Regions from separate parts of the Homo sapiens genome. Here region 2 is linked to region 1. A link is an interaction called in ENCODE POLR2A ChIA-PET data of the cell type or tissue named here. Cell type or tissue: Panc1. All regions are shown on one strand. Each heading gives the region's core, and the rest is flanking DNA. Links, peaks and the distances in the headings are about the cores only. Region 1 overlaps CBFB (core-binding factor subunit beta). Region 2 overlaps PHAF1 (phagophore assembly factor 1).

What was found. Peaks named below come from ENCODE experiments on the same cell type or tissue, not always from the same donor. Only the 100,000 strongest peaks of a DNase experiment are listed, where the experiment ranks them.
Region 2: POLR2A ChIA-PET joins it to region 1 with 24 read pairs; 10 of 35 experiments call an interaction of 5 or more read pairs at or near these places.

What each region holds. Positions count from the first base shown.
Region 1 is chr16:67,047,472-67,057,782 of GRCh38, forward strand. The region is part of intron 3 of CBFB (core-binding factor subunit beta); the gene reads left to right. Among named protein-coding and RNA genes, the nearest start is that of CBFB, 23 kb to the left of the region's middle. In Panc1, for the core only: no CTCF peak of the experiment used is centred there; a DNase peak (open chromatin) is centred at 8,450.
Region 2 is chr16:67,111,177-67,121,487 of GRCh38, forward strand. PHAF1 (phagophore assembly factor 1) reads left to right here. Exons shown (of 16, transcript NM_025187.5): 2 at 8,936-9,018. Among named protein-coding and RNA genes, the nearest start is that of PHAF1, 6.4 kb to the left of the region's middle. In Panc1, for the core only: no CTCF peak of the experiment used is centred there; a DNase peak (open chromatin) is centred at 4,625.

The DNA of each region.
Region 1 (10,311 bases), core at 739-8,738:
GGTTAATCTTCAGATTAAAACAAAAGGATGGCCTAGAAACTTGTGACTTCGACATTTACATTAGAAGAATGTAGATGTTTTCAAATAAACAAATCTGCCCATATCATAGATGTTCAAAGTTTGTTCCATATAATAACAATGATAGTTTCTAATAATCGTGTGGCCCTGTTTGCAGAACAGTGTTCTAAGTAATGAGCCATTTGGGAGAACCCTTTAAATTTTTTTTTTAGGATATTTATTCACACCAGCTTTTTAGTCCTGAGTTTCTATCCATCCCTTTGCTATCCAGAACATTTCTTGGCCATTTTTTTACTGGGTCAGGTGCCGTGGCTCGTGCCTTTGGTCCCAGTGCTCTGGAAGGCCAGGGCGGGTGGATCGCCTGGGGTTAGGAGTTCAAGACTAGCGTGGCCAGCATGGTGAAGCCCCGTCTCTACTAGGAATGCAAAAATTGGCTGGGCATGGTGGTGGGTGCCTCTGGTCCCAGCTGCTCGGGAGGCTAAGGCAGGAGAATCACTTGAACCTGGGAGGCAGAGGGTGCAGTGAGCCAAGATCGCGCCACTGCACTCCAGCCTGGGAACAAAATTCCATCTCAAAAAAAATAAAAATAAAAATGCAGAAATTGGTCAGGCGTGGTGTCGCATGCCTCTGGTTCCAGCTACTTGAGAGAGGCTGGGGTGGGAGAGTTGCTTGGGCCTGGGAGGCAAAGGTTGCAGTGAGCAGAGATCGCACCACGGCACTCCAGCCTGGGTGACAGAGCAAGGCTCCATCTCCAAACAAACAAATAACAAAAAAAACCCCTAAAACATTTTTTATTTTCCTTAAATGTATTGGCCAAGGTTAAAATATCCATCCTGAATATTCTGTATGAAAACATTGGATATGAAGAAAAAAAGAAAATTCAGGCAGTTGACCAGGGGAGAGAATTGAGCTTTTTGGTTCTTCCTGACACATATTCTCAGTGAGACTATACTCACTTTTTTAAAAGCTATTTATAAAATATTAAAATAAGATATTACATGAAGTTAAAAATTGAAACGAAAGTCAGCATCTTAATTCACCAATTACACAACTGAATGGTGTTTTTTGTTTGTTTGTTTGAGACAGAGTCTCGCTCTGTTGTCGAGGCTGGAGTGCAGTGGCATGATCTCAGCTCACTGCAAGCTCTGCCTCCCGGGTTCATGCCATTCTACTGCCTCAGCCTCCCGAGTAGCTGGGACTACAGGAGCCCGCCACCACGCCTGGCTAATTTTTTTGTATTTTTTTAGTAGAGACGGGTTTTCACCATGTTAGCCAGGATGGTCTCGATCTCTTGACCTTGTGAGCCACCGTGTCTAGCCTTTTTTTTTTTTTTCTTTTTTTTTTTTTTGAGATGGAGTTTCACTCTTGTTGTCCAGACTGGAGTGCAATGGCGCCATCTCAGCTCACCACGACCTCCACCTCCCGGGTTCATGCAATTCCCTACCTCAGCCTCCCGAGTAGCTGGGATTACAGGCATGTGCCACCATGCTTGGCTAATTTTTTGTATTTTTAGTAGAGACAGGGTTTCTCCATGTTGGTCAGGCTAGTTTTGAACTCCTCATCTCAGGTGATCTACCCACCTCGGCCTCATAAAGTGCTGGGATTACAGGTGTGAGCCACCGCGCCTGGCCACTGAGTGGTTTTTAATATATTCACAACCATCACCATTATGTAATTTGTGAGTATTTCAGAACTCTGAACCATTTTATTTATTTTTTATTTATTTACTTATTTTGAGACAGAGTCTCTTGTCTGCCAGGCTGGAGTGCAGTGGCGCAATCTCGGCACACTGCAACCTCCGCCTCCCGGATTCAAGCTATTCTCCTGCCTCAGCCTCCTGAGTAGCTGGGATTACAGGAGCCTGCCACCACACCCGGCTGATTTTTGTACTTTTAGTAGAGACGGTTTCACCATGTTGGCCAGGCTGGTCTCGAACTCCTGACCTCAGGTGATCTGCCCACCTTGGCCTCCCAAAGTGCTGGTATTATAAGCGTGAGCCACCGCGCCCGGCCCCATTCTGTTTATTTTTGAGACAGACTCTGTCTCCCAAGCTGGAATGCAATGGCACAACCATGGCTCACTGCAGCTTCAACCTCCCAGGCTCAAGCGATTCTTCCACCTCACTGGGACTGTAGGCACATGCCACCGCACCAGCTGTTTTTTTTTGTTTTACTTTTTGTAGAGATGGGGTCTCACTATGTTGCTTAGGGTGGTCTCGAACTCCTGGCTGGGTTCAAGTGATCCTTCCACTTTGGCCTCCCATGAACCATTTTAAATGCTTTTTGAGAACTGCAAAGCAGTTTTTATGGTGATCACTACCACCGGACACTGTGCTAGATGGTTTACATTATCACTAATTCTCCTAATACTGCACTGTATAGAAGAACTGTTTAATTTTAGAACATATCTGGTGATAGCTTGATTTTACAGCTGAGGAAACTGAGGCCAGGAGGCTAAGTTAACCTTCAAAAGTCGTATTATCTGTTTCCTGGTACAGCCAGGACCCAGACCCACTTATTTTTTACCCCTAAGTCTGTTCTTTGCATACTACACTACTGCTAATAAGTAATCATTAGGTAAGTTGATGCAAACTCCACATACCACCTTCCAAAGCCTTATTTAGAGTTATTTTGGTCCACCAAGTTACTCTACTGATATATATATATCATAAATATATCATATATAAATTATATGTGATATATATAATATATGTTATATATATAATTTATATATCACATATTTATATGTAATATATATCACATAAATTATATATAATATATAAATATATAATATATAAATTATATGTCAATATATATAGCATTATGTTCTAAGACACACACATATATATGTATATATAACGTTCTAAGACTTTCAGGGATTCCTGTACTGTTGATAGTACCAAATCCTATATATGTGCTGTTTTTTTCCTATACAGATATACATATATACGTATGATAAAGTTTAGTTTATAAATTAGGCACAGTAAGAGATTAACAACCTTAACTAATAATAAAGTAGAACGTGGCCGGGCAAGGCTGCTCACAGCTATAATCTCAATGTTTTGGGAGACCAAGGCAGGAGGATTGCTTGAGTCCAGGAGTTTGAGACCAGCCTGGGCAATATGAGACCCTGTCTGTACAAAAAAGTTTAAAAATTAGCCGGGTATGGTGGCATGCACCTGTAGTCCTAGCTATTTGGGAGGCTGAGGTGGGAGAATTGCTTGAACCTAGGAGTTTGAGCCTACAGTGAACTATGATTGAGCCATGACACTCTAGCCTGGGCAATAGAGCAAAACCCTGTCTCCAAAAAACTAAAAGTTTAAAAAAATAAAGTGGAACACTAATAACAATATACAGTAATCAATGTAAAATTAAGGTTATTTGAACATAAGCACTGCCATACTGCAGCAGGATGGCCACTAAGTAACTAATGGACACATTCCTTATAAAACATGGATGTGCTGGACAAAGAGATGATTCACCTCTCTGGAGAGAAGGAGTGCAATTTAAAACTTATGAATTGTTTATTTCTGGAATTTTTCATATAATATTTTTGGACCGTGATTGACTGTGAGTAACTGAAATCATGGAGAGCAAAACTGTGGCTAAGCGGGGACTACTGTACTTGATGCATTTTCCTTTTAGGAATTCTTTTAAGTTATTTTTCATTTGTTAGATGTGTCTTACAAAGAATAGATAAAAACATGTACATTTTAGGAATAATAATAAAAGGAACATAGGTATAGTAGGACTGATGTTCCGTATGGTAGCTATTATACAATCCACATGTGGCTGTTGAACACTTATAATGTCGCTAGTGTGAATTCACATGTGATGTGTGAAAAAACACAAACCAGATTTTGAAACCTGGTATGAAAAACAAAAATAATGTAATGTATTTATATGGATCCAAAATGTAATATATATATGGATCCAAATATATGTATATATATCCAAAATATATATCCAAAATAATGTAATATATTGCTATATATATATATGTACACACACACATACATATATGGATCCAGTTTTATACTCATTATTTTTTCTGGGTTTGTTTCACAGTGTGTTTTTGTATGTATTTCTATCAACTTAACTAAATTAGTTTTCTAAGTGTCATCATGAATAGCATAACCTGCCACGTTTATGTAAAACGTGAGAAATGTCTAAATGACCAACATATATAGGTAAAATGTTTAAGCTGAGAGCCTTATTTCAAGTCTACGTTAAATGTATTATATGATTTTGGTGTTTTTTTTGTGTTTTTTTTTTTCTGAGTTGGAGTCTCGCTCTGTTGCCCAGGCTGGAGCGCAGTGGCGTGATCTTGGCTCACTGCAACCTCCACCTTCTGGGTTTTAAGCTATTCTCCTGCCTCAGCCTCCTGAGTAGCTGGGATTACAGGCATATATATATATGTGTATACACACACACACACACACACACACACACACACGCATACATATATATAGCAATAGGAATATATATATATATTTTGAGACAAGTTCTGGCTCTGTCACCCAAGCTGGAGTGCCGTGACACGATCTCAGCTCTCTGCAACCTCTGTCTCCCAGGCTCAAGCCCTCCTCCCATGTTGCCCAGGCTGGTCTCGAACTTGTGAGCTCAAGTGATCCACCTGCCTCAGCCTCCCGCAGTGCTGGGATTGCAGGCGTGAGCCACTGTGCCTGACCCAAGATATTGCTTGCTTGATACCATGTTGAAAATTTTAGATGTTTTGAGTTAAGTAACATTATTAAAATTAATTTCACCTCTTTTTACTTTTTAAAAAATACCTACTAGGCCGAGTGCAGTTACTCATGCCTGTAATCCTAGCACTTTGGGAGGCCAAGGTGGGAAGATTGCATGAAGCCAGGAGTCCGAGACCAGCCTGGTCAACATAGTGAGACCCCATCCTTAAAAAATAAAAACATTTTTTAAGTGACTGGGCATAGTGGGGTGTGCCTGTAGTCCTAGCTCCTGGAGAGGCTGAAGTGGGAGGTTTGCTTGAGCCCAGGAGTTCAAGGCTGTAGTGAGCTGTGATGGTGCCACTGCAATCCAACCTGGGTGAAGGAGGGAGACCCTGTCTCTTAAAAAAAAAAAAATGCCTGCTAGACAATTTACAGTTACATATGTGGCTTGCATTTGTGATTCACATTATATATTTCTGTTGAACAGTACTGCCTGCACAGTTGGCCAGGTATGGTGGCTCACACCTATAATTGCAGCACTTTCAGAGGTTAAGGAGGGAGGATTACTTGAGCCCAGGAGTTACAGACCAGCCCGGGCAACAAAGTGAGACCCCATCTCTACAAAAAAATAAAATAATTAGCCAGGTGTCGTGATACAGGCCTGTAGTCCCAGCTACTTGGGAGGCTGAGGCAGGAGGATCCCTTGAGTCCTGGAAATCAAGGTTGCAGTGAGCTGTGTTCATACCACAGAGCAAGATGCTATCTCAAAATGAGTCCTGGAAATCAAGGCTGCAGTGAGCCGTGTTCATACCACAGAGCAAGATGCTATCTCAAAAAAAAAAAAAAGAAAAAAAGAGAAAGAAAACTTTACAGTTCTTTTCCTCAACCCGTCTCCCCCCACAAAATAATCACTATCCTGATTGATGTATTTGTTCCCTTACTTTTCTTTGTCATTTTATTTCCTGTGCATATATCTCTAAATAACGCATTGTTTAGTTTTTAAAAAAAATGAAACTAGGAAGCACACACTTCAGGGCAGTGTAAACAACGGACTCTAATGTCACTTTCTCTCTTTTTTTTTTTTTTTTTTTTTGGTGAGAGGAGTCTTGCTCTGTCACCCAGGTTGGAGTGCAGTGGTGCGATCTCGGCTCACTGCAAGCTCCGCCTCCTGGGTTCACGCCATTCTCCTGCCTCAGCCTCCCGAGTAGCTGGGACTACGGGCCCCCTCACCACCACACCTGGCTAATTTTTTGTATTTTTAGTAGAGATGGGGTGTCACTGTGTTAGCCAGGCTGGTCTCGATCTCCTGACCTTGTGATCCACACTCTTCGGCCTCCCAAAGTGCTGGGATTACAAGCGTGAGCCACCGCACCCAGCCTTCTAATGTCACTTTCAGATGCAGCTCCTAGAAGATGAGCTGAACAGAATCTTAGGGTCAAGTCCGGATTCAGCTTCCCTGTGAATTTTTAGAGCCTCCCTGGGGAAGCTTGTGAGCACAGTCATGAGTGGATTATGGGAAACCTAGGGCTCACACTGGAGTTAGGGCATCTGGCACACTGAAACCATTGCTCACCGTGTGCCGGAGATGTGGAGGAATATGGTCAGAGGGAGTTAGCTGCTCTGGTATTTTCTGCTTCTAGGCTCACCATGACCTACCTTCTTTTATCCTTTTTTTTTTTTTTTAATTTCTTTTGTCAAAATTGATGTCTCATTCCAGAGCTACCTTCTTTTCACAGGAGTGAGTCAAAGCACATCACCTTTGTCAGCTCAAATGAGTGTCCTTAGCTGGTCCCAGCAGTGGGGAAGGCTTATATATGAGCATTTTGCCCTCAGGATCTTGGTGATGACCATCCTCAGAATGTCCATCTCTTCAATCTAGACTGATTGTCCTCTATATCCAGCGCACTGCTTTCATACTGATTTCTGTGTTCATCCTCTGCTGTGAGGGGCTTTTTTGTTTTTTTCTTTTTGTTTCTTTTTCAGTTTTTCTGTCTTCCTGTTTCTTGGTTTACGGTCTCTTTGTGGATAACAGAGTTGTTGCATATTTGAAGTGTCTTTATTCTACGATACTTTATTGTAAGTTTGTCTTGTTCTAGAGTTTGAGGTTAGAGATTATTTTCGTTAAGAAGGCCTTGTTTCATTGTCTTGGTTTAAATGTTGCAGTTGAAAATCTCTGAAGTCATTGTGTTTCCTGATCTGTTTGTGACCAATTTCCCCGTCTTTGGAAGTTTGTAAAATCTTTGTCTCCATGTTTTGGTATTTATCTATGATGTAACCTAGTGTCGGTCCACAGTCATTCCTTGTGCAGGGTACTTGCCAGCCCTTTACAGTATGGCAGCTGTGTCCTTCGTAAGGAAATTTTCTTATATTAATTGATGACTTCCTTTCTTATATTTTTTCTATTCTTTTCTGGAACATCTACTATTTGGATGTTAGACCCACAGGAATGATCCTGTTACCTTATTTTCTTACTGTCTCTTTTGTCTTTTTGGTCTACCTTCCAGAAGATTTCCTCTACTTTATCTTCAGAGTCTTATATTGGGTCTTAATTTCTACTATATTTCAACAGAGCTTTTTGTTTGTTTGTTTGTTTTGAGACGGAGTCTCGCTCTGTCGCCCAGGCTGGAGTGCAGTGGTGCGATCTCGCCTCACTGCAAGCTCCGCCTCCCGGGTTCACGCCATTCTCCTGCCTCAGCCTCCCACGCGTAGCTGGGACTAGAGGTGCCCACCACCACGCCTGGCTAATTTTTTGTATTTTTTTTTTTTTTTTTAGTAGAGACAGGGTTTCACCAAGAGCTCTTTTTTGTGTGTGCTACAAATGTTCCTTTTTTGTTAGTATCCTCTTCTTGTTTATCGGGTACATTTTATCTGAGAATCTAGCTGGTAGATTTTTACTGCTTTACATCACTTCAGAGGAAATGGCTGCAACTGAAGGGTGAAAGTCAGAATTTATCTTGGCTCAGCTTTTCATGTAAGAAAAGAAAAATACAGTGAAACCAAATTAAAATAATTATGTGGAGAGCATATTGGTGGCAAGTTAATACATTTTTATGACTTTTTGGAGGGTCTAATTTATTCTTAACAGAAGTCTGAGTTTAGTATCCATTTATTGAATATGTATTTATATGTGTATACGCACACACACACAGTGTATTAAATCTATTGAATTCCAGACACTTTCTTTTTTTTTTTTTTTTTTTTTTTTTTTGAGACGGAGTCTCGCTCTGTCGCCCAGGCTGGAGTGCAGTGGCGCATCTCGGCTCACTGCAAGCTCCGCCTCCCGGGTTCACGCCATTCTCCTGCCTCAGCCTACTGAGTAGGTGCCCGCCACCACGCCCAGCTGATTTTTTTGTATTTTTTTAGTAGAGATGGGGTTTCACTGTGTTAGCCATGATGGTCTCGATCTCCTGACCTCGTGATCCATCTGCCTCGGCCTCCCAAAGTGCTGGGATTACAGGTGTGAGCCACCACACCCGGCCTCCAGACACTTTCTTTAGTTTTTCATTTTATGATTTCTCTTTTGGACTGTAAGATGATCGGTAAATTACATTAAATCACTATAGAAGAAGCTATTTTTACACATACATGCAACCCAGTTATGATTCAGAGGCAAACAAGATTGAATGACTGTAGAGATTATCTGACAGTTGAGCAGCTGACTGTCCATTTATGAACAGGGAGGTGCATGTGGCTAAAGGAGGATGAGTCAGAACCAAGTATCTTCTAAAGGAATCTGTTGAATAGACTACAGAAATGATTACAGCAAGCGACAGGGTACATACTTCTTCAGTGGAATATCTTGTTTTCTTGGGTGCCTATGGCCATCCCAGTATTACTGTTGGATGATTCATTGGTCTGTGGGTAGGAACAACTCTTCATTGTCAGGGAAAAAACAGCATGTCTCCTTTGGAAAGAAATTACTGTCAGTGTTGCTGTGATGTTCTCTATGTTTTATAAGTTTTCATTTTGTGCTTTTTGTTGGTGATTTCACTGTTTAAAATGGCCCACAAGCATAATGTTAAAGTGCAGTCTAGTATTCCTTAAATGCAAGAAGGCCGTAATGTGCCTTATGGAGAAAATGTACATGTTAGATAAGTTCCCTTCAGTCATGAGTTACAGTGCTGTCAGCTGTGAGTTCAGTGTTAGTGAATCAGCAATATATATTGAAGATGATGTCTGAACAGAAGCATACATAAAACAAAATTATGTATTGATCAGTTGAGGAAGATGTTAGGCTAGAAGGAACCTACGTCTGCATTTCCCCTAGGAACAGTGGTTTAGTGTTCACTGATACAGTGTTCATGTAGATTTGATAGAGTATAACAATGGCAAGTCGTGTGTGTGTGTATGTGTGTAGGCTTAATGGTTTTCTTTACCCAGTATTTACTATGTTTTTTTCCATTAACAGCATAATGTAAACATCCCGTGTAACATGCTTGTTTTTGGTGGTGAGGGATGCTTGTTTTTGGTGGTCAAGGATCAGCAGACCTGCCTGGATTCTAGCAGGCTTTTTTTTTTTTTTTTAAGACAGAGTCTCGCTCTGTCACCAGGTTGGAGTGCAGTGGCATGATCTCAGCTCACTGCAACTTCGGCTTCCCGGGTTCAAGCAGGTCTCCTGCCTCAGCCTCCTGAGTAGCTGGGACTACAGGTGCGTGCCACCACACCCAGCTAATTTTTGTATTTTTAGTAGAGACGGGGTTTCACCATGTTGGCCAGGATGGTCTTGATCTCTTGACCTCGTGATCCACCCTTCTTGGCCTCCCAAAGTGCAGGGATTACAGGCGTGAGCCACCATGCCCGGCCTCTAGCAGGCTTTTTATTTTTGAGATGGAGTCTCACTCTTTCGCCCAGGCTGGGGTGCAGTGGTGCAATCTTGGCTCACTGCAACCTTTGCCTCCTGGATTCAAGTGATTCTCCTTTCTCAGCCTCCCGAGTTGGTGGGATTACAGGCACCTGCCACCATGCCCGGCTAATTTTTGTATTTTTAGTAGAGACGGGGTTTCACCATGTTGGCCAGGCTGGTCTCGAACTTCTGACCTCAGATGATTTGCCTGCCTTGGCCTCCCAAAGCACATGGATTACAGGCGTGAGCCACCGCGCCTATCCTCTAGCAGGCTTTTTAAAGGTCAGTGTTCAATTTGGAAGTTTATTTATTCAGCTCATTATCATTGGGCGTCTAGGTTATTTCTGATCATTTACCATTATTTACAAAAATCCCCTGAGAATGAACATTCTTGTAATAGAATTTTTTTTTACATCTTTGATTAAGTTTTAGGCTAATTCACAGACGTGGCATTGCTGTGTCAAAGGAAAATGCACCCTTATTCCCCCAAATTGCCTTCCCAAAATCATTAGCCAGTTTACCCTCCCCCTGACAATGTAATATAACCTGTTTTCCCTCCTGATACATGTTATTGAAATGTTTTTCAATTTATTTTAATATTTGTTTTAAAATAGTTATCTTGTTCTGATTTAATATGTTAGTGAACTTTTTTTCATAATTTTTGGTTAGTTATGTTAATTTTGTTCTAAACTATTCTTTTCCACATGGTTAGCCAGTTTTTTCAACTCCACTGGTTAAATAAAATATCCTTTTACTATTGATT
Region 2 (10,311 bases), core at 1,333-9,332, 64 kb after region 1:
GTTGTGACAGGTGAAGGTTGGATGAAATAGGAGTTAGGGAGAAGTAACATTTAGTTTCTAAAAAATGCAGTTTGGTCGTTTTGGGGTTTGCTGGCCCAGCCTTCTCCCTTCACCCTCTCCATTTCCAGCATCACTACTTTTATGTGTACAAGGATGTTTGCATTCAGTAACCCCTGTGTGTTTACTTTGATGTCCCAGCACTAAGAAAAGGGGGTGGGGTAGGTGTTGGTGCTGTTTGTTTGTGCAGGCCTGAACTTTAGTCACTCTAGTGTGAGCTACTGGACTAAATCAGCTGCTCCATTGGATTATAAATTATCCTTGACTCTGGAAGACTTATGTCTGTGGAGACAGTGTGTTGGAGAAACCAGGTGGTACAGATTGCTGGTAAGGCCCTGCTGATGCTTAGTGGCTACATATGTCCTGTGTGTTGTAAGAGCTAGTTTTTGTTGTTGGTGTTTTGTTTTAAGACAGAGTCACTCTGTTGCCCAGGTTGGAGTGCAGTGGCACAATATCGGCTCACTGCAACCTCTGCCTCCCGGGTTCAAGCAATTCTCTTGCCTCAGCCTCCCTACTAGTAGCTGGGATTACAGGCGTCTGCCACCACACCCGGCTAATTTTTGTATTTTTAGTAGAGATTGGGTTTCGCCATGTTGGCTAGGCTGGTCTCGAACTCCTGACTTCAAGTGATCCGCCTTGGCCTCCCAAAGTGCTAGGATTACAGGTGTGAGCCACCATGCCCAACCATAAAAGCCGGTTTAATTTAGGGGAGTTGGCCAAATTCTTTCATAACTTAACACCACTCCTGCAGAGTTCTTTCCAAAATATTAGCTGGTACAAAATGCTCCATTCTCTCGTGAAGCACTAAGAGCTTGGTTGGAAGGCTGGTGATACCATGCTAATGCTGTTTGGCTTCTGGTTAACTCCTTTCCTCCCCTCTCCTTGACAGCTTCTACCCAAGCAAGATCCTCCCACGGCTGGATAAAAACCACAACCATAGCTTCAAACTGTGCTTAGTAGTGTGACTAGGTTGTGGATCTCTTGGTGGTACAAGTATTCAGAGTCCCTTGGTCAAAAGCAGTGGTAGGGACTGGGTGCAGTAACTCATGGCTGTAATCCCAACACTTTGGGAAGCTGAGACAGGAGGATAGCTTGAAGCCAGGAGTTCAAGACCAGCCTAGGCAACATAGTGAGACCTCGTTTCTACCAAAAAAAAAAAAAAAAAAAAAAGCCAGGCCTGTAGTCTTAACTACTCGGGAGGCTGAGATGGAAGGATCACTTGAGGCTGGGAGGTCAAGGCTGCCGTGGGTCATGATCACACCACTGGGCGTGATCCTGGGTGACAGAGAGAGACCCTGTCTCAAGGAGACAAAAAAAAAAAGTAGTTACTAGGATATTAATTGAGATGAGGATTTCCAGAAAACTGAGTGAGAGAGCAAGGCTTCTCTCAGCTGTTGTTTTGATACCCTAACCCTGACTCCTAGCTCTGCTAGTTTCCCAGGAATCAAGGGTTTACACAGTTCTTACAAACTGTCTAAATAGCAACCAAAAACAGTGAGAAGGGCATTTCTGTATATTGGGTCAAGAATTGAATTTTAGGGGGAAGCTCATAGACTGGCCCAGAGGCTTCATGATTCCCTTGGGTCTTAAAATTCATTTTTACATGGTGTCTGCCTGAGAGATGGTGTTAATTTAACTTTATCAGACTTTAAAAATGGAAAGTCATTTTCCACCTCTGTCAATCTCCTCCCCCACCCTGAACACGTCCAAACTACATTTGGGGCTGTTAGGTAGGGATAGGTCTCGGAAGGGAATCTGCTTTAGAATTACATGCCTAGGCTAGTGAACCAGGAAGAACTTACCTCTTGCCACCACAGGCTTGTAAGATAGGTGTTGTTATCTCTTTTTGCCAGGTGAGGGACAGGCTCAGAGAGAGAGATGATAAACAAAAGTCGCCAAACAGGCATATCCTGCATGCCACTGCTCTTTCCTTCTGAAAGTGGACTCAACTTTGTCACCAGGTTTCTTATTGGAATCTGTGCAAATGCAGATGCAATTATCTGCCTGGCATCACAATGGGAAGCTGCATCCTGGCAGCTCCTTGGCTGCCTTCCTGGTTGTATAATGTTGGATGATTAGGGAAATGCGAGCAACACAGGGAAAGGAAAACCTAGGCCAAGCAGAATCTCTGTGAATATGAATGTCACTGATGATTTGACCAGCAGTGGAGTAAAGGCAGTGCAGATTTGAAATGTTTTGTTTTCTTTTTTTCTTTTTCTTTTTTTTTTTTTTTTGAGACGGTGTCTCACTCTGTTGCCCAGGCTAGAGTGCAGTAGCGTGATTTTGGCTCACTGCAAGCTCCACCTCCCAGGTTCATGCCATTCTTCTGCCTCAGCCTCCCAAGTAGCTGGGACTACAGGCGCCCGCCACCACGCCCAGCTAATTTTTTGTATTTTTAGCAGAGACAGGGTTTCACCGTGTTAGCCAGGATGGTCTTGATCTCCTGACGTCGTGATCCGCCCACCTCGGCCTCCCAAAGTGCTGGGATTACAGGCGTGAGCCACCGCACCCAGCCTCTTTTTTTTTTTTTTTTGAGACAGAGTCTTACTCTGTCGCCCAGGCTGGAGTGCAGTGGCGTGATCTTGGCTCACTGCAACTTCTGCCTCTTGCGATTATAGGCTTGCGCACACCAGGTAATTTTTTACTTTTAGTAGAGATGGGGTTTCACGATGTTGACCAGGCTGGTCTCGAACTCCTGACTTCAAGTGATCCTCCCGTCTCGGCTCCCAAAGTGCTGGGAGGCATGAGCATTTGTGCCGGGCCCTGAAATGTTTTCAATGAGAGTTGCAGAATGTATTGATGCAGAGGCAAGTCTCTGAATTTGTTTTTGAAATTAGTCTTGAAAGGGACTAAAAAAGGTAGATTTAAAGGGTCAGTGAAGAAAATACCTTCTCCGAGATTACCTTGTTCCACAGAGACTGAAGGCTCACTGTGTTGAAGGCATCATCTACCTCTGTGAACTCTGCTCACAAACATTGAAAATAAACAGTGCACAGTGACTCATGCTTGTACTTTGGGAGGCTGAGGTGAGGGGATCACTTGAGCCAAGAGTTTGAGACCAGCCTAGGTAACATAGTGAGACCCTGTCTCTATTTAAATAAAAAATAAATAAATAAAAATTTAAAAAAAAAGAAATGATCTTATTCCCTGAAGAGCTTAGTCTAGTGATAGAGAGGGATTATAGAAATAGTTCCTTTTATTATAATCAAGTAGAAGATGTATAGGGTACTGTGGAGGGGAAGAAGAAGGGACTTGACCTGACCTAGGGGTTCAGAGAAGGCTTCCTGCCAAACAACAGGAGCTGGAAATCTTCCAGTCGAATGAAAGAAGAAAAAAAAAAAAAACCACAGGAGAAAAGGTAGATGATGTGTGCAGGGAACTATAAGCAATTTGGTATTATAATTAGAGCATGATGTACTGGTAGAAGAAGAAAATGGATTTCCCAGAGTCCCAATTCTGTTTGGTTATAGCTGCCTGGGATACTATCAAGGATACTTTGTGTTGGAATCTGTGCAAATCTGTGGAAAAAAGGATATGTATTAGTGAAGTGTATTGTGGGCTTTCGTTTAGGAAGAACTGGATTTGGAGAGGTGGGGAAGAAGGAGGAATCTAGAGGTTTCTGACTTGAGAAACTCTGTATGATGTTGGACATAGATATTGAGACCTAGAATACAGAGAAGATGAAAAGATCACTTTTAATCTGTTGGCTTTTATTTGCCTTTAGATGTATACAGAAAACAGATGGAGATATGAGTCAGAAACTGGGTGGTTAGTTGAACCAGGGATGAGCAGAAGAAACATAGCCTATTGGAGAGACTTGGAAAAGTTAGAGGAGAGTAGTATTGGTGGAGAGACAATAGGAGTTCAAGAGAAGGAGGGTGGTCAACAGGATTCGTGGTATAGGACCTAAGTGTTCTACCTAATTGCTTTGTTTCACAGATGTGCATGACCACCTACAGCTGTGCCAGGCACAGTGATTGGGTGCTGGGAGGTATTGAGGTGAACAAGACAGACAAGGTCCTACCTCTGTGAGGATATAAGGGAGACTAACAGATAAATAAATGGTATGAGAGGCTTCATTGAATAAGGCAGTGAGGGAAGTGAGGTGTGACCAAGACCTAAAGTGCGAACAAGAGGCAGCTTTGGGTAGAGCATTCCAGATTCCAGCAGCAACAAGAGCTAATTCAGAAGCCTGAGGTGAGAAGGAGCTTGACGTGTGCAAGTAACAAAGGGTGAACAGTGGAAAGAAGATATAGATGGGTAAGATCCAGAATATTCAGGGCCTTTGGTGATGACATGGTGTTTGGGTTTTATCTGCCTGCAATGGGAAGCCATTGAGAGGTTATAAGCAGGCAAGTGCTGAGATCTGTGAGACAAAGATTTGTGCGGTTTAGAAGGCTGACCATTCTGTTAGAGCTGGGATAGTGCTCCTGTTTCTTTGCCATTCATATAGTTAGTTCCCTTTAGAGATCTTTCGTAGCCCTCCTTTACCAGTAGCTGTGTGATGACCAGTCACCATGGCTGCTTCGTCTCCTCTGGGTGAGTTTCTCCCTGGGTGACTCAGGATCCTAAGATCCTAAGATGCTGAGACATCCTTTGATGTGGTAAATGGAATCCTCCCTCAAGAAACTGGCATGGGCTGGGAGCGGTGGCTCATGTCTATAATCCCAGCATTTTGGGAGGCCGAGACGGGAGGATAGCTTGAGCTCAGGAGTTTGAGGCCAGCCTGGGTGGCATAGCAAGACCCCGTCTCTTTGAAAAAAAGAAAAAGAAACTGGCATGTGCCACGTGGATCAGAGAAGCCATGCGGCCTTCCTCTTTCTTGACATCTAACTAACTGAGTTTCTCTGTCTTCTGCACGTGGATGTTTGTCCATTCCTCCTGGGAATGACAGCATAGATGTTCCTCCATTTAGGAATGGCAAAGGTGAGGGATGCATCCAGCTTGTTCATATTCTCAAACATTTATTGAGTCCCTACTGTGGGCCAGGTTTTATGCTATGGAAGGCTGAAAAGTGCTTTTTTAAAGATTATAAGTCAGCCTTGTGATGATTGCCTTCAACTTTCTTCAGACTGAAGAATGGCCTCTCAGATGAGGGTAGAATCAGATTGTTTAAATGTAGATGAGCCATGAGCTTTTTACCTTCTAATTAATTCTTCATTTGTCAGCTCTTTTTTGCATATCGCATCTCTTTGACCTGGAGGCCAACTGATTTAAATGTGAACTGACTGCCATCGGATGAAGCCATGGTCCCTTTTCCTTCCTTTCTCTTGTCACCCACTCTACAATCCATCAGTCCCACTCAGTAAATATTTATTCAATAGTCACTGTATTGGCCACGTGCGGTGGCTCACACCTGTAATTCTAGCACTTTAGAAAGCGGAGGTGGGAGGATTACATGAGCCCAGGAGTTCAAGACCAGTCTGGGCAACACAGTGAGACCTAGTCTCTACCAAAAATTTAAAAGTTAGCCAGTTGTGGTGGCACATGCCTGTAGTCCCAGCTACTCAGGAGACTGAGGTGGGAGTATCTCTTGAGCCTGGGAGACAGAGGTTTCAGTGAGCCAAGATTGCACCACTACACTCCAGCCTGGGTGACACAGTGAGATTGTGTCTCAAAAAAACAAAACAAAACCAGTCACTGGGTGGTTAGCTCTGAGCAGGGTACAAGGGATCCAGAGAGTGGTGAACAGCAGATACATTGTTTTTGTATTCATTAAACTATGAGTCTTTGTTTTTTGATTGCCCAGGACCTGTCTCTATGTGTGTTTCTTCTTGTTTAAATTATAATGGACTCTGGAAACAAACTTTTTTTTTTGAGACGGAGTGTCACTCTGTCGCCAAAGTTGGAGCGCAGTGGCACGATCTCAGCTCACTGCAACTTCTGCCTGCCAGGTTTAAGCAATTCTCCTGACTCAGCTTCCTGAGTAGCTGGGACTACAGGCACACACCACCATGCCCAGCTAATTTTTTTTTTTTTTTTTTTTTTTGTATTTTTAGTGGAGACAGGGTTTCACCAAGCCGGCCAGGCTGGTCTCAAACTCCTGACCTCGTGATCCGCCTGCCTCGGCCTCCCAAAGTGCTGGGATTACAGGTGTGAGCCACCGCGCCCAGCCTGGAAACAAACTTTTTGGTGGTCTCAGTGAGTCCTTAGACTGTTGGAGATGTCATTGGAATTTGGATTACTTAAACTGGAGGCATATGTAAATCTGCTTATAATGGGCCATGAGTTAAAGAACCAAGTGTTAAGAGTTAGATATTCAGGCCGGGCACAGTGGCTCATGCCTGTAATCCCAGCACTTTGGGAGGCCGAGGCGGTGGATCACGAGGTCAGGAGATCGAGACCATCCTGGCTTACATGGTGAAACCCTGTCTCTACTAAAAAATACAAAAAATTAGCCAGGCGTGGTGGCGGGAGCCTGTGGTCTGAGGCAGGAGAATGGCGTGAACCCAGGAGGCGGAGCTTGCAGTGAGCGGAAATCGCACCATTGCACTCCAGCCTGGACAACAGAGCGAGACTTCAGACTGCGTCTCAAAAAAAAAAAAAGAGATATTCAGGAATGCCTCGCCCTGTTGCTTTTTTTTTTTTTTTCCTCCTGAGACAGCACCTGGCTCTGTCACCCAGGCCAGAGTGCAGCCTCCACCTCCCAAGCTCAAGCCATCCTTTCACCTCAGCCTCCTGAGTAGCTGGGATGACAGGGGCACACCATCATGCCTGGCTGATTTTTTTTTTTTTTTTTGAGATAGAGTCTCGCTCTGTAGCCCGGGCTGGAGTGCAGTGGCGCAATCTTGGCTCCCTGCAAGCTCCACCTCCCAGGTTCATGCCATTCTCCTGTCTCAGCCTCCCAAGTAACTATGGGACTACAGGCGCCCGCCACCACGCCCGGCTAATTTTTTTTTTTTTTTTTTTTTTTTCTTTTTTAGTAGAGATGGGCTTTCACCATGTTAGCCAGGATGGTCTCGATCTCCTGACCTCGTGATCTGCCCTCCTCGGCCTCCCAAAGTGCTGGGATTACGGACGTGAGCCACTGCACCTGGCTGCCTAGCTAATTTTTTTGTATTTTAATAGGCATGAGCCACCGTACCCTGCCCCTGTTGCTTTTTTTTTTTTTTTTTTTTTTTGAGACAGAGTCTTGCTCTGTCTCCCAGGCTGGAGTGCAGTGGCGCTATCTCGGTTCACTACAACCTCTGCCTCCTGAGTTCAAGCAGTTCTCCTGCCTCAGCCTCCAGAGTAGCTGGGACTACAGGTGTGTGCCACCATGCCTGGCTAATTTTTGCATTTTTAATGGAGACAGGGTTTCACCACGTTGGCTAGGTTGGTCTTGAACTTCTAACCTGATGATCTGCCCATCTCGGCCTCCCAAAGTGCTGGGATTACAGGTGTGAGCCACCGGGCCTGGCCCCTTGTCGCTATTTTTAAATTAAATAAAAAATAAAAAGAACTAGATATTTGTGGGATTTTAAGTAAAAATCCAGTGAAATCCTTGGTAAAATAAGTTGATTCATTGATTCTGGTGGATGAGTGATCTTAAACTTTTTTTTTTTTTTTTTTTTTTTTTTGAGATAGGGTCTTGTCTGTCACCCAGGCGGGAGCACAGTAGCACTTATCATGGCTCACTGCAGGATCAACCTCCTGGGCCGAAGCAATCCTCTCACCTTAGCCACCCCAGGACCTAGAGTAGTCCCGGCATATCCCACCATGCCCAGCTAATTTTTTTACTTTTTGTAGAGACAGGATCTTACTATATTCCCAGGCTGGTCTTAAATTCCTGGCCTCAGGCGATCCTCCTGCCCTGCCCTCCCAAAGTGTTGGGATTACAGGCATGAGCCACCACACCCAGTCCTGATTTTAAACTTTTAAAATTGTTCCTTATAAGTCATGTACTCTAATAGGCCTTCATTTCAGAGATGCAGAGACAGGTGCCAGAAAGGAAGAGAAAGGACCTATCTCAGGTCATATCTAAGCCATGGCAGAGTGAGGACCAAAACCTGGGTCTGCAGAATTATGCAGTCAGTGCTTTTCTTGCTTGGTTCTTTGATTCATACTTACTTTGCTTTCTCTGAGCGCTTGTCTGTGTCAGATCAGTGTGGAGGTCCCTGTTTCCAGGAAGACTTTTTGTATATTCACTGCCTCCCATCCCCTTCCATGCATGTCCAACCTTTTGGCTTCCCTGGGCCACATTGGAAGAAGAATTGTCTTGAGCCACACATAAAATAGACTAACACTAATGATAGTTAATGAGCTTAAAAAAAATAAAAATGTAAAAAGGGTCCATGCATCATACGCATCTTTTTTTTTTTTTTTTATAGACAGAGTTTTGCTCTGTTGCCCAGGCCGAGTGCAGTGGCGTGATCTTGGCTCACTGCAACCTCCGCCTCCTGGGTTCAAGCATTTCTCCTGCCTCAGCCTCCCGGGTAGCTGGGACTACAAGGGCAGCCACCTCGCCTGGCTAATTTTTTTTTTTTTTTTTTTTTAGTAGAGTCAGAGTTTTACCATGTTAGCTAGGCTGGTTTCAAATGCCTGACCTCAAGTGATCCTCCCACCTTGGCCTCCGAAAGTGCTGGGATTGCAGGCATAAGCCACCACGCCCGGCCCATGCATGATTTTTGTGATATCCACCACCACAGATAAGCAAAAGAGTCCTTGCATTCAAAGAGTTGGACACCTGTGCACCGTCCAAGTATTCTCTTAGTGCTTGCTGCTTAACATTATTGTAGCTCTTACTGCTTATTGAACTCTTATTTACTCATGTATCTGTAGACCTTAGTAGCCCCCAAACATCCCCAGGCTTTACTGCAGGGACCAGTGCCTAGTGAAGTGGTAGATGTCAATAGATGGATAGCCAAAATAACCACATAGGTGTCTTGCTTTATTTCAGGAATGCCTCTGGCTCAGGCAGTAGCCATTCTTCAGAAGCACTGTCGCATCATCAAAAACGTCCAGGTTCTCTACAGTGAACAGGTGAGTGGTGGCTGATTTGTTTATTGAAATAGCATCCCTCGGTAGTGAGTCACTTCCAGAGCTGATGCTTTGGGATAGGCTGACTGGCAAGGATAGCTGTGTTCGAATGGGAGAATCTCTAGCACCAGCCAGTTATCAAGTACCTTTTCTTTGATTCTGAAACTTCTGCTCTTGATTATCTAGTACAGCTAGGTTTGGAAGAGCGGTAGTAATTGAACCTTTGTTTTGTCTGTGCTCAACTTGCCTACAGGCCCTTAAACAGGGACTTTTCAGTGGTAGGTCGCTTCAGAGGCTGTCTCTGGTCTTTTAGAGTGCTTACCTTCCACTTCCGTGTTTAAAATTGTCTTTTCTGCTTTTGTTGGTTAGTTTGTGTTCAGGATTTTTGCAGTGCAGATCTCTAGCTAGCACGGCATACCAGATTTGAAAGGAAACAGATATAATTCACCCCTTTATCTCTCTCAAAGAGCAATCTTCCCACCACTGAATTCTCTGAAACCTGCAGTTCTGTGACACAGACCATGTGCTGCCATGTTGAACAGCCTTTGTGGTGTCCTGTGTGTCACAAGCCTCAGGGAATAGTTTTGAGCCTACAGAGGCTAAAGGATGTCCCCAGTGACTTTTCTGAGACCCTTTGAGTACTAGTTTGATTATTTCAGTTCCAATTAGTTTCAGATCCTAAAGCAAATGACAGCTTATTTCTGACATGAAGAATGTTGTAAATTGTAGGTAGGCAAAATTTCTGAGAGGCTTCTCAGTTTGACTTGGAGCACAGTCAGAATTGGGCCTGTTACCTATACCCAGAGATTACATTCTGCCATGTTGTACCCCTCTACCAGCCTAGTGAGACCCTCATTTGAGGGATCTGATAGAAGACATGCTTAATCTCCAAGCAAGTGCTTGAGTATTCATGTGGTGCCTATGACAGAACAGGAGACTTGTAGGAGTGGGCATGTGGTGCCTATGACAGAACAGGGGACTTGTAGGAGTGGGCAGGGGTTTCTTTTTTTTTTTTTGAGATGGAGTCTCGCTCTGTCGCCTAGGCTAGAGTGCAGTGGCACAATCTCGGCTCACTGCAGGCTCCGCCTCCTGGGTTCACCCGCCATTCTCCTGCCTCAGCCTCCCGAGTAGCTGGGACTACAGGCGCCCACCACCACACCCAGCTAATTTTTTTTTTTTTTTTTGTATTTTTAGTAGAGACAGGTTTTCACCCCATTAGCCAGGATGGTCTCGATCTCCTGACCTCGTGATCTGCCCGCCTCGACCTCCCAGAGTGCTGGGATTACAAGCGTGAGC